Regions from separate parts of the Homo sapiens genome. Here all the other regions are linked to region 3. A link is a contact called in ENCODE Hi-C or POLR2A ChIA-PET data. All regions are on one chromosome and are shown on one strand. Each heading gives the region's core, a stretch centred on a gene start or an enhancer-like site at or near the end of the contact. The rest is flanking DNA. Distances are from core to core; before and after follow the strand shown. Region 1 holds the start of MMP25-AS1 (MMP25 antisense RNA 1). Region 2 has its middle 9.9 kb from the start of IL32. Region 3 holds the start of ZNF75A (zinc finger protein 75A).

Evidence for each region. Hi-C counts contacts between places; a loop is a spot of excess contacts on that map. ChIA-PET counts read pairs that join two places held with the same protein, here RNA polymerase II (POLR2A). Pooled maps may share reads with other maps.
Region 1: a pooled map shows a loop between it and region 3 (4-fold over the local background). The contact joins the promoter of MMP25-AS1 here to the promoter of ZNF75A in region 3. A Hi-C loop is called at or near these places in 5 of 50 pooled maps. POLR2A ChIA-PET finds 5 or more read pairs at or near these places in 2 of 52 experiments (activated CD4-positive, alpha-beta T cell and naive thymus-derived CD4-positive, alpha-beta T cell).
Region 2: a loop to region 3 is called in a pooled map, with 4 times the contacts of the local background. The contact joins the enhancer-like site here to the promoter of ZNF75A in region 3. A Hi-C loop is called at or near these places in 1 of 50 pooled maps. POLR2A ChIA-PET finds 5 or more read pairs at or near these places in 2 of 52 experiments (B cell and GM12878).

What each region holds. Positions count from the first base shown.
Region 1 is chr16:3,057,294-3,060,619 of GRCh38, reverse strand. MMP25-AS1 (MMP25 antisense RNA 1) reads left to right here and starts at 1,250. Exons shown (of 5, transcript NR_123723.1): 1 at 1,250-1,624; 2 at 1,918-2,080. MMP25 (matrix metallopeptidase 25) reads right to left here. Exons shown (of 10, transcript NM_022468.5): 6 at 3,226-3,310; 7 at 3,007-3,089; 8 at 2,287-2,439; 9 at 1,951-2,208; 10 at 1-1,793. The coding sequence ends at 1,522. LOC124900372 (sialidase-like) reads left to right here and starts at 1,250. Exons shown (of 3, transcript XM_047435000.1): 1 at 1,250-1,624. RefSeq lists an enhancer at 107-1,012 and silencers at 1,051-1,520, 1,981-2,030, 2,171-2,300, 2,331-2,380.
Region 2 is chr16:3,073,853-3,077,259 of GRCh38, reverse strand. It overlaps the pseudogene LOC107984896. Among named protein-coding and RNA genes, the nearest start is that of IL32, 9.9 kb to the right of the region's middle. RefSeq lists silencers at 12-171, 2,559-2,742 and enhancers at 532-581, 1,929-1,978, 2,099-2,188, 2,259-2,378. Within about 2 kb of position 1,704, at least 16 of the 41 ENCODE cell types and tissues checked have a DNase peak (open chromatin) inside an H3K27ac peak, as active enhancers do; they include B cell and GM12878, where a contact is called at or near this core.
Region 3 is chr16:3,304,057-3,307,256 of GRCh38, reverse strand. It overlaps ZNF75A (zinc finger protein 75A), which reads right to left and starts at 1,760. Exons shown (of 7, transcript NM_001302109.2): 1 at 1,614-1,760. TIGD7 (tigger transposable element derived 7) reads left to right here and starts at 1,827. Exons shown (of 2, transcript NM_033208.4): 1 at 1,827-2,045. RefSeq lists an enhancer at 1,737-2,266.

The sequences.
Region 1 (3,326 bases), core at 1-2,500, 250 kb after region 3:
TTCCTGGCAGCCCAGAATTCCCAGGTAACTGACCAAAGTCTCCTGCCTTCTGTCCTCATGCTGATCTGTTTGTATGAGCAACTGGGGCAACCCCTCGCATGGTTGCTGGGACAGCCGCCCACAGCCTCAGCTCCAGGAAGCACTAGGGGGTCACTGAGGCTGGACAGCAACTTAGGAAGTGGCCCCTAAGTGACTCTACCCATGGGGTTCAGGCCATCGGTGTGGCCTGAACATATTGGTCCTGGGGTGGAGGAACACTGCAGAGCCACAGAAATGCCACGAAACAGCCAGCTACTGCCCCCCACAATCCCCGCGACTAGTTAAAATGCAGATTCCTGACCCCACCCTGAGTGAGGATTCAGGGTGAGTGTGGGATCTGCAAACTTAAATTTCCCAGTGATTCTGATGTGGGATAGTCTAGAAGAATAGTTCCAGAGGCAATCATTTAGATCCTAAAACTGTGGGGAGTGGGGACAGGGTGAACGAGGTGCCCCCAGGTTCCACCCACCCCTCACTCTAGAGCTAAGGCCTCCCAGGAGGGAGTGCTGAGGAGGCAATGACCAGGCCTGAGCCAGGGTTCGGTCCCTGTCTTTCCACCAGCGTTGAGTTGATGGGAGTCAAGCTGTTCTCTCCAGGGTGCAAGCAGGGAAGGGGTTCTTGGGGATAGAAGGGTTCCCCATTGAATGGAAGGCAGTTCTGGGCCCAGGGAGGTGCCCAAGTTGGGTGGCCTGGGGAGGAGGAGGTGGGTGGCGGGGGAGCAACGGAAAAGGTTAACAGCCTGGAGAGCAAGGGTCGTCCCTCCAGCCACTGATTCCACCACCCAGGACGTGGCGCATGGGTCCTCAGGGGTGATATCTGGGCTGGTTCCGGGTCTGGGTCCCAGGTCCCCACCAGTGTGGCAGTGACTGTAGGGGGGCCTTGTGGGAGCAGAACGGGGTGAGAAACTGCGGGTGGGAGAGGGGCAAGGCACAGCTTCGCAGTCAGGCCTGTCCTCTAACGACCCAGGAATGCCAGACGCAGTGGCCAGGCGGGGCGGGGCTGCGGAGAGTCCCAGGACTGCGCTCCGAGAAAAGCTGGCTCTTCCTGGAAAAGGAAGGTCCTGCGGGGCCAGCGCGCGACCGGGGCTGCCGTCCCTCCGGGTGAGGCCGCGGGCCCGCCCCTTGTCCTCCCCGCCCCTCCCCGGGCTCGGGAGGCGGGGTCCGACCGCCCCCTGGCGGCAGCCGGGAGGGAACGACGGGGGCGACGACCGACGCATGGTCCCAGCGCGCGTGCGCCCCTGAAGGCGGGTTCCGGTGGCAGCGCCGGGGTCTCAGACCCTGAGGAGACTGAGCCCAGCGCCAGGCGACCGGTCCCCGCCGCCGCCGCCCCTGCGCGGGAGATCCCCCCTGCTTAGTCCGCGCCCGAGCCCCCGTCCGTGGGAACAGACAAGGGGCCTCCGCAGCGCCTCACAACCCCCGACCAGGTCCAGCGGCGGGGGACTCGGCCGTGGAGGGCGCTGTTCGGTCTGGATGGCTCCCCCCATCAGCGGGAGGCTACACCCCCCACCAGCAGGGGCAAGAGGAGCAGCGGGATGGGAGCAGGCCAACGTCCTGCGGCCTGGTTGAGCTCGCACTGACAATCGCAGGTTTCGGACACGGGGGTCGCTTTGGGGGGCCTGGGGGCGCGGGGACCAGAGCTCGGGGCGGGGCAGTCCAGCCAGTTGGGCCCCATGGGCTGGGGGGCGTCCGGCTCGGTCTTGATGCTGTTCTTGGGGAAGCGCCAGTAGTGGGCGCCCTTGAAGAAGTAGGTGTCACCTGGAGGAGCAGAGCTTGAGTCCCGGTCCCTCCCCGCCCCGCCGCTCCCTGATGCCCAAGGACCCCCATCCCCGCAGGGTGGCCTCCATGTCCCCATTCCCCACATCCCTCTCCCCACCCCCAGGCCCAGTAACCCGCAGGTCACCGCGCTCCCCACCTGCGTTGCTGACGGTGACATCGTCAGGGGAGGGGGGCGCGCCTTCCCAGAGGCTCAGGTCGCGAGGGTAGCCGGGGTCCGGGCGCGCCGCCGCCTCGTCGTAGCGCCAGTACTGCCGGCCGCGGACCAGGTAGGTCTTCCCGTTCTGTGGCCACGAGAACACGGCGTCCACCTCCTCTCCCGGGGGCAGCCCCAGCTCCGTGAGCGGCCGCGCCCCGCCCTCCAGCTGCCGGTCCTGGAACACCCAGAACTGGGGCCCTGCAGGGTGGAGGCCGGGAGGTCAGGGGTGGGCTCCCCGCGCCGGCCCCAGCGCGCCCCGCCGCCGGCCCCACTCACCGCTAAAGAGGAGGATTCGGCCGTCTCGGTGCCGAGCATAGGCGGCCTGCACCACCCTCACCTGGGCGGGCAGCCCCTCCCAGAAGCGGTGCAGCCGTGCGGGTCGCGGGGACACCAGCTGTCCGGAGGGCTGGAGGCGCCAGAACCAGGGGCCTGCAGGGGACAAAGGGGTTCGCAGGAAGGCATGAGACAGCAGGAGGTCTCCTCCCCCAGGGTGTGTGGCTGGGTGGGGAGGGGTCCCATCTGGAAATCAAGGGCGCAATGGATCTAGGGTGACCAGCCCATCCTGGCCCGCCTGAGACTTTTCCCTTTTTAGCGCTAAAAGTGCCAGGGCCTTGCCTGGTGGCTCAGACCTGTAATGCCAGCACATTGGGAGGCTGACACCGGAGAATCACCTGAGCCAGGAGATTGAGCCCAGCCTGGGCAATATAGTGAGACTCCATCTCTACAAAATAATAAAATAAATTACTAGCAAGGCGTGGTGGCATGTGCCTGTGGTCCCAGCTACCAGGGAGGCTGAGGTGGGAGGATCGCTTGAGCCCAGTATTTTGAGGCTGCAGTGAGCCATGATCACACCACTGCACTGCGGCCCAGGCAACAAAGCAAGACCCTGTCTCAAAGAAGAAAAAAGTTCCGCTTCCAGGGTAAGCCCACAGCCCCAGTGGGTCACTGGAAGTGGGCAGGAAACCAACATATATGAGGCCAAGTGAAATGACTCACCTTTGAAGAAGAAAGTTTCCCCTCGGATGTTGGCGATGGCGTCAAAATTGCCCTCACATCGATCAGGGATGGGGAAGGATGGGCTGGGGAGGAAAGGAGAGGTGAGTAGAGAGGGGGGTTTGTTTTCTCCAAGGCAGGGACCCCCACCATCCCCATCTCAGAGGACACTGAGGCTGGGCAGCTGGTCACCCAAGGTCTCCGAGTTGGTGGGGGACTCACCTGTGTGTGGGCGAGGCCGGGGGCTGGGGCGGAGGAGCCAGGGGTTTCCTTGTGGGCTTGTCATATGGGGTTTGGGGCGCCTTCCCTGTGAGGAAAGAGTC
Region 2 (3,407 bases), core at 455-2,954, 230 kb after region 3:
TGGCCGTGACGCCCACGCTGGAAGGTTGTGGGTTTACCGGAATGAGGGCAAGGGACACCTGGCCCACCCAGGGCGGAAAACCGCTTAAAGGCGTTCTTAAACCACAAACAATAGCCTGAGTGATCTGTGCCTTAAAGACACACTCCTGCTGCAGATAACTAACCAGACCCACCACTTTACTTCGGCCCATCCCTTCATTTCCCATAAGGGATACTTTTAGTTAATCTATTATCTATAGAAACAATGCTAATGACTGACTTACTATTAATAAATATGTGGGTAAACCTCTGTTGGGGCTCTCAGCTCTGAAGGCTGTCAGACCCCTGATTTCCCACTTCGCACCTCTGAATTTCTGTGTGTGTGTCTTTAATTCCTCTAGCGCCCCTGGTTTAAGATCTCCCTGACCGAGCTGGTCTCAGCAAGCAGAGGGTGCCCCTGCACCAGGAAAGGGGGGCACAGGAAGGCCCTGCAAGTGCAGCTGCAGCCAACAGGAACAGCAGGACACCTTCCAGAGGTGACCCCAGCCGCCTCTGCCCAGCACCCCCCTGCCCCAATCCTCCACGATCCCTTTCTCCAGTCACCCACTCAGCATGGCTGTGCTGGACACTGGGCCACAGGGCTGAAGCGACCCAGAGAACACATAGAGGAAGGGGCCACCTTACACACAGATGGGGACCCTCCTCTGGGAAGGGAGCACTTTTTGCACAGAAGTTTGAGGGGAAGGAGCTGGGTGTGGTGGCTCACTCCTGTAATCCTAGCACTTTGGGAGGCTCAGGTAGGAGTTTCACTTGAGCCCAGGAGCTCAAGACCAGCCTGGGCAACATAAGGAGAACCCCCTTCTCTACAAAAAAATTAAAAAATAGCCAGGAATGGTGGTGCACGCCTGTGGTCCCAGCTACTCAGGTTCCAAGCTGAGGCAGGGAGGCAGGAGGCTTGCTTGAGCTGGGGAGGTCGAGGCTGCAGTGACGCATGACCATGTCACTGAACTCCAGCCTGGACAACAGAACAAGGCCCCGTCTCAAAAAAAGAAAGAAAAGAAAAAGAAACTTGAACTTGAGGGGGCAGTGGGGCAGGGGCAGGAGCCTATAAGGTGCGTGCCATTCTCTGCTGGCAGCCCCAGCCCTGGCAGCGTACCCTCCTCCCAGCTCCAGTCTATGGTCAGCAACCCCCGCCCATCTCCCCCATCTGCTGGGGATGTAGGTCCATGTCCTTGACCCAAGACCTTCCCTCATTCCTGCCCCCATCCCTCCTCAAGCCATATCCCTTACATCCCTTGAGTCCTCCATCCCCCCTCCCCCATCTCCCTGTCCACAGCCTCTGCCCCTCCTCTCCCTACCCTGTACCACCCCCACCCCAGGTCTTCCTCCATCTCCTTGGGAACACAGAGCTCCTCTAGCAGGCACTCTCAGAACACAGCCTGCCGGCCCCAGCGCCAGGCCTGGCTCCCAGCCTGTTCCCACCACAGCAGCCTCTTCCCTCCGGATTCAGCTCAGGCGCCAGGACCGGCAGGACCGAGACGCTTCCCATGTCAGCCCTGGCCAAAGCCCAGCTCCTTATCCATCGGTGAGCTGCCTGCCAGCTCCTGCTCCAGCTGCTGAGAGGCCTGAAGAGACCAAGACAGAGACATAGCCCTGCAGCACCACAGGGAGGCCCCAATTACCCCATGCGGATGAGTTTCATGGCCATCTCTAACTAAGGTCAGCACTGCTCAGGGCAGGTTCATAGGTAACGACCTGGTGAACTGAAAAGCAAATTTCTCTCGGTCCCTAAAACCACTAGCTGAGCATCTAAGCATGAAACATGAGTCCTAAGAGGGGTAGCAAACACGTTTTCATTCACTTCTCACCAAACCTGTCCCCTATGTCCATTTTACAGAGGAGGAAACTGAGGCACAGAGACTTCAAGGTAGATGGCCAGGTACCCTGGCTCTGCCAGCCTGCCGTTCAGCAGGGGCTTCAATGGTCTTGCTCAAATCACATGTGCGCTGATGAATGTCCTTGTTGACTGTAGGTTCTCTTGTTGCTCTGAGTCCTTTTTCTGAGAAACTGAAGTTTGGTGTTTTGATCACGGCCATATCATTCATCTCTCACCTTCTATCCTGCCTTGCATGTCTTTAACCACACTGAGCTTCCGGGCCCTGCACCCCTTCCTGCACCCTTGTCACACCATGCATCTGGGGGAAGTTACACAACCACAGCTGTGCAGACCCAGCCTCACGAGATTCTCAGAGGGCAGTCCACAGGGGCCCCAGCACCTCCTATCATCCTTGCCCCAGGCTTTGGCAGGCAGCTCCTGCACACTCCCCTCAGCCCCATGCCAGGCCCACAGCCCCTCAAGCTTTCATCCAGCCCCGGCCCCCAACTTTCTTTTCTGTCTCTTTTTTTTTTTTTTTTTGAGACGGTGTCTTCCTCTGTCACCCAGGCTGGAGTGCAATGGCGTGATCTCAGCTCACTGCAACCTCTGCCTCCCAGGTTCAAGTGATTCTCCTGCCTCAGCCTCCTGAGTATCTGGGATTACAGGCGCCCCACCAACACACCCAGCTAATTTTTGCATTTTTAGTAGGGACGGGATTTCACCATGTTGGCCAGGCTGGTCTCGAACTCCTGACCTCAGGTGACCCCCCCGCCTCAGCCTCCCAAAATGCTGGGATTACAGGTGTGAGCCACCGCGCCCGGCCCTCAGCCCTAACTTTCAAATGACAATTGTGTTTCCTGTTTCATCAGGACAGGACATCGATGTCATCTGTAACTTCCAGTGCACTGGGACACACAGCTGTATCTCCCCATGCTCGCCTCCTGCCCCTCCCGGTGTGAGGACTTAGCCTGGATCACCTCCTCCAGGACAAGAACGACCTACCGGCATCTATCCATCCAATCTCCCCACCCATCCATCACTGCCTCTGTGCATGCATCCTTCCAACCATTCATACACGCCTCTGTGCATGCATCTGTCTGTCTGTCCCTGCCTCTGTGCCTGCATCTGTCCATCCATCCCTGCCTCTGTGCCAGTATCTGTCCATCTATCCCTGCCTCTGTGTATGCATCTGTCTGTCCATCCATCCCTGCCTCTGTGCCTGCATCTGTCCCTCCGTCCATCCCTGCCTCTGTGCATGCATCCTTCTGTACATCCCTGCCTCTGTGCATTCATCTGTCTGTCCATCCCTGCCTCTGTGCATGCATCTATCCATCCATTCATCCTTGCCTCTGCCCATGCATCCGTCCATACATCCCTGCCTCTGTGCATGCATCTGTCCATCCATCCATCCCTGCCCCTGTGCATCCATCTATCCATTCATCCCTGCCTCTGTGTAGGCACCTGTCCATCCATCCCTACCTGTTTGCACTCATCTGTCTCTCCATTCCTGCCTCTGTGCATGCATCTGTCCATCCATCCATCCCTGCCTCTGT
Region 3 (3,200 bases), core at 511-3,010:
AAAACTGGCGGTGCGCCGTGGCTCATGCCTGTAATCCCAGCACTTTGGGAGGCCTGACGTGGGTGGATCACCTGAGACCAGGACTTCAAGACCAGCCTGGCCAACATGGTGAAACCTTCTTTATTGTAAACACAAAAATTAGCCAGGTGTGGTAGTGCGCGCCTGTAGTCCCAGCTACCCAGGAGGCTGAGGCAGGAAAATTGTTTGAACCCGGGAGGTGAAGGCTGCAGTGAGCTCAGACTGTGCCACGGCACTCCAGCCAGGGCAGCAAAACGAGATTCCATCTCCAAAAAAAAAAAAAAAAGTTATTTAAAACTTATGAACTGTTTATTTCTGGAGTTTTCCATTTAATATTTTTTGGATGGCAGTTGACAGCGGGTAAGTGAAACCCAGATACAGTGGGGGGAGGGGGTACTACAGAAAGTAAAAAAGTAGCCTATTTTCAGACAATGTCTCCCAAGTAAGCAACAAGATGCTCATCATTCTTTGCAACACACATAAAGGGTGCCATGCAGATGATTTATACGAATTTTGTTTTTTTTTTTGAGATGGAGTCTCGCCCTGTCACCCAGGCTGGAGTGCAGTGGCGTGATCTCAGCTCACTGCAACTTCCACCTCCCCGGTTGAAGCCATTCTCCTGCCTCAGCCTCCCGACTAGCTGGGATTACAGGCGCGTGCCACCATGCCCGGCTAATTTTTGTGTTTTTAGTAGAGACAGGGTTTCACCATCTTGGCCAGGGTGGTCTCGATCTCCTGACCTCGTGATCCACCCATCTTGGCCTCCCAAAGTGCTGGGATTACAGGCGTCAAACACCGCGCCAGGCCTATATGAATTTTTAACTGTGCTTACTTGATCTGGAGAAAATTACAGCTGACCTCTGTTTACAAAATATCAACTTGTAAAAAAGGATATTTTATTTACAAAATATCAAGTCGTATTTTCTTTCTGTCGCTGATGTTTATGAAATATCAACTCCAACAGGAGTTGGTGACGATGAAAGTGAAACTTTCTGCTGACTTTGTATTTCTCCAAAGGTCATTTAGACTTCTAAGGGGGGCTGAGGAGAGCCGTGAGCCTCACTTTTCCTGAAGTGAGCCAGCAGAAACGGCACCGAAATTCTGCCCAGGATGCCACCGGTATTCAAAGAAGTGGCCAGCTCCTTGCTGCCCACCCCGGTTCCAGAAGCAAAGAGACACTTCCTATGTTTTTGCATCAGTAGAAGCTGCTAGCCCTGAGGCTCAACCGACCGCATGACATCGGCCGGACACGGAAATGCCGGCGGAGGCGGGAAAGAGTCTGCGGGCGCAGCTGCAGGCACTGCTGCCCGCCAGCACTCGGATTCGCCACAGCCTGTGTCTGCGACAGGCGTGCCCGTGGGCACTGGGCAAGCGGGCAGTGTCCCAGCGAGCTTCAGCCGCGCCTCTGGGATACAGCTGCGAAAAGCGGGGAGAGAATGGTTTCTCGTGCCCGACGGTGGCCCCGCCTCAGGCTCCAGCCGCGCGGCCCGGAAGCGCCGCGGCCACCGCCTACGGAAAATGGCTGCCTCCCTGCGGCCGCCGCCGCTCCAGCGGCTCCAGGGTCGAAGCCATAGGGGAAGCCGCTTCTCGGTTACCTCGGCCAGCTTGGCTTCCGTGGAGGCCGCTCCTCGCTTTCTGAGGCTCAAACGCAAGCCACCGCCCGAAAGGCCGCCGATCTGAGGAGCGCAACCGCCAGCCCACCGCTGGCCTACCGCAGCCCTGTCCAGGTACAGAGCCAGAGCGCCGGCCGGAAGTGGAAGTGACGCTTTCCGAGGGTGGCGCAGGCCCGCCCTCTGGCTAAGGCGCCTGAGCCCGGCCTACTTCCTCGCCAGAGAAACTGCTGTCTTCCCCGGCGGTAGGGAAGGGTTAATGCCACCGAGTATCCAGACCCGCTGAAGCCTAGAGGGCCTTGTACCGGCTCACCGCGTGGCTGTCGCTGTCTCGTGTCCCCAGTGGGGGAGGCGTCGCACTGCCGCGTCTGTTCTGCGTGGCTGTCGGGCGGCGTTTGGTCCCGGGAGCCTCGCCGGGTAAGGGTCGCCTCCCAGCTGCGCGCGCCGCGTTCTCGGGCTTCCCGCGGCCCGGCCGGCCGTGCTCGAGCTGTTGCTGGGCTCGTCGCCGCCTCCTCGAGGAAGAGGCATTTTGTCCGGGTCGGGCCACTCGCTAGGTCAGAAACAGCGGCCCCCCGAGGGTTTTGTACCGTTTTCTAGGTCTCGTGACGCATTCCCCACAACTATTTTTTCTTGAGGTAGGTTTGAACCTGTGAAATAGGTTCTTTTTCTATCTCTCCTTGACAGAGAAACGGAGACCTAAGAAGTGACTTGCTCAGGGTCACATAGCTCAGCAGTGGCGGCCGCTAATCGGAAATAGCTCTCCTGTTGTGGTATCCTCTGCGTTTTCCACTCCAGTATTCTTCCCTGGAAAATGGGAACCTTGTTTTCATCTTATATCTCATGCAGCGCCTAACATAGTCACCTGGTAAGATAGGCATTCCACACATATTTACTGAATCATAGTTATAAGAATCTGAGTGTTTTGGGTGTTCAGTGATCTCTGAATTAATCCGTTTTTGTAATGTCAGTCTGTACCAGTTGAGGGATTATTTAATAAGTCCAGTATGAGTGGTTTCGGAATTACCAGTTTTTGTAACGTCAGCTTATACCAGTCAAGGGACTATTTATTAAGTCAGCTATGTGTAGCCAATATTGCAGAGTTGAGTAAGAAGTCTTTGTCCTTAAGCAATCTCTTGAAAGGACTGAGCAATTTCGTGAATATCAGTAACACAAGGGTAAGAATAGGACATAAACTGAATGCTGTGAGAACTCCAAGAAAATCCAAGTTGATTTGGGGTTGGGGGAAATTATAAAAGACCTTGAGGGATTTTGTCCACAGCAGGGAATGGAGACACTTTCCAGGCAGAGGGAAGGGTAGGAGTAAAGGCTTTAAAAGCTGGAAACATTAGACTGTGAGATCTTAGGTACGTTTTTACTGAGTTGGGCTGCATTTAGAGGAAGAGTTTTAAAAGTTAGAAAACGAGTTTATGTGGCACTTATACTGGAGTCCTTTGAATGGGAATGAAAAGAGTGCATTTAAGAAAGTAAATCCTGGCCGGGCGCGGTGGCTTACGCCTGTAATCCCAGCACTTTGGGAGGCCGAGGCGGGCGGATCATGAGGTCAGGAGATCG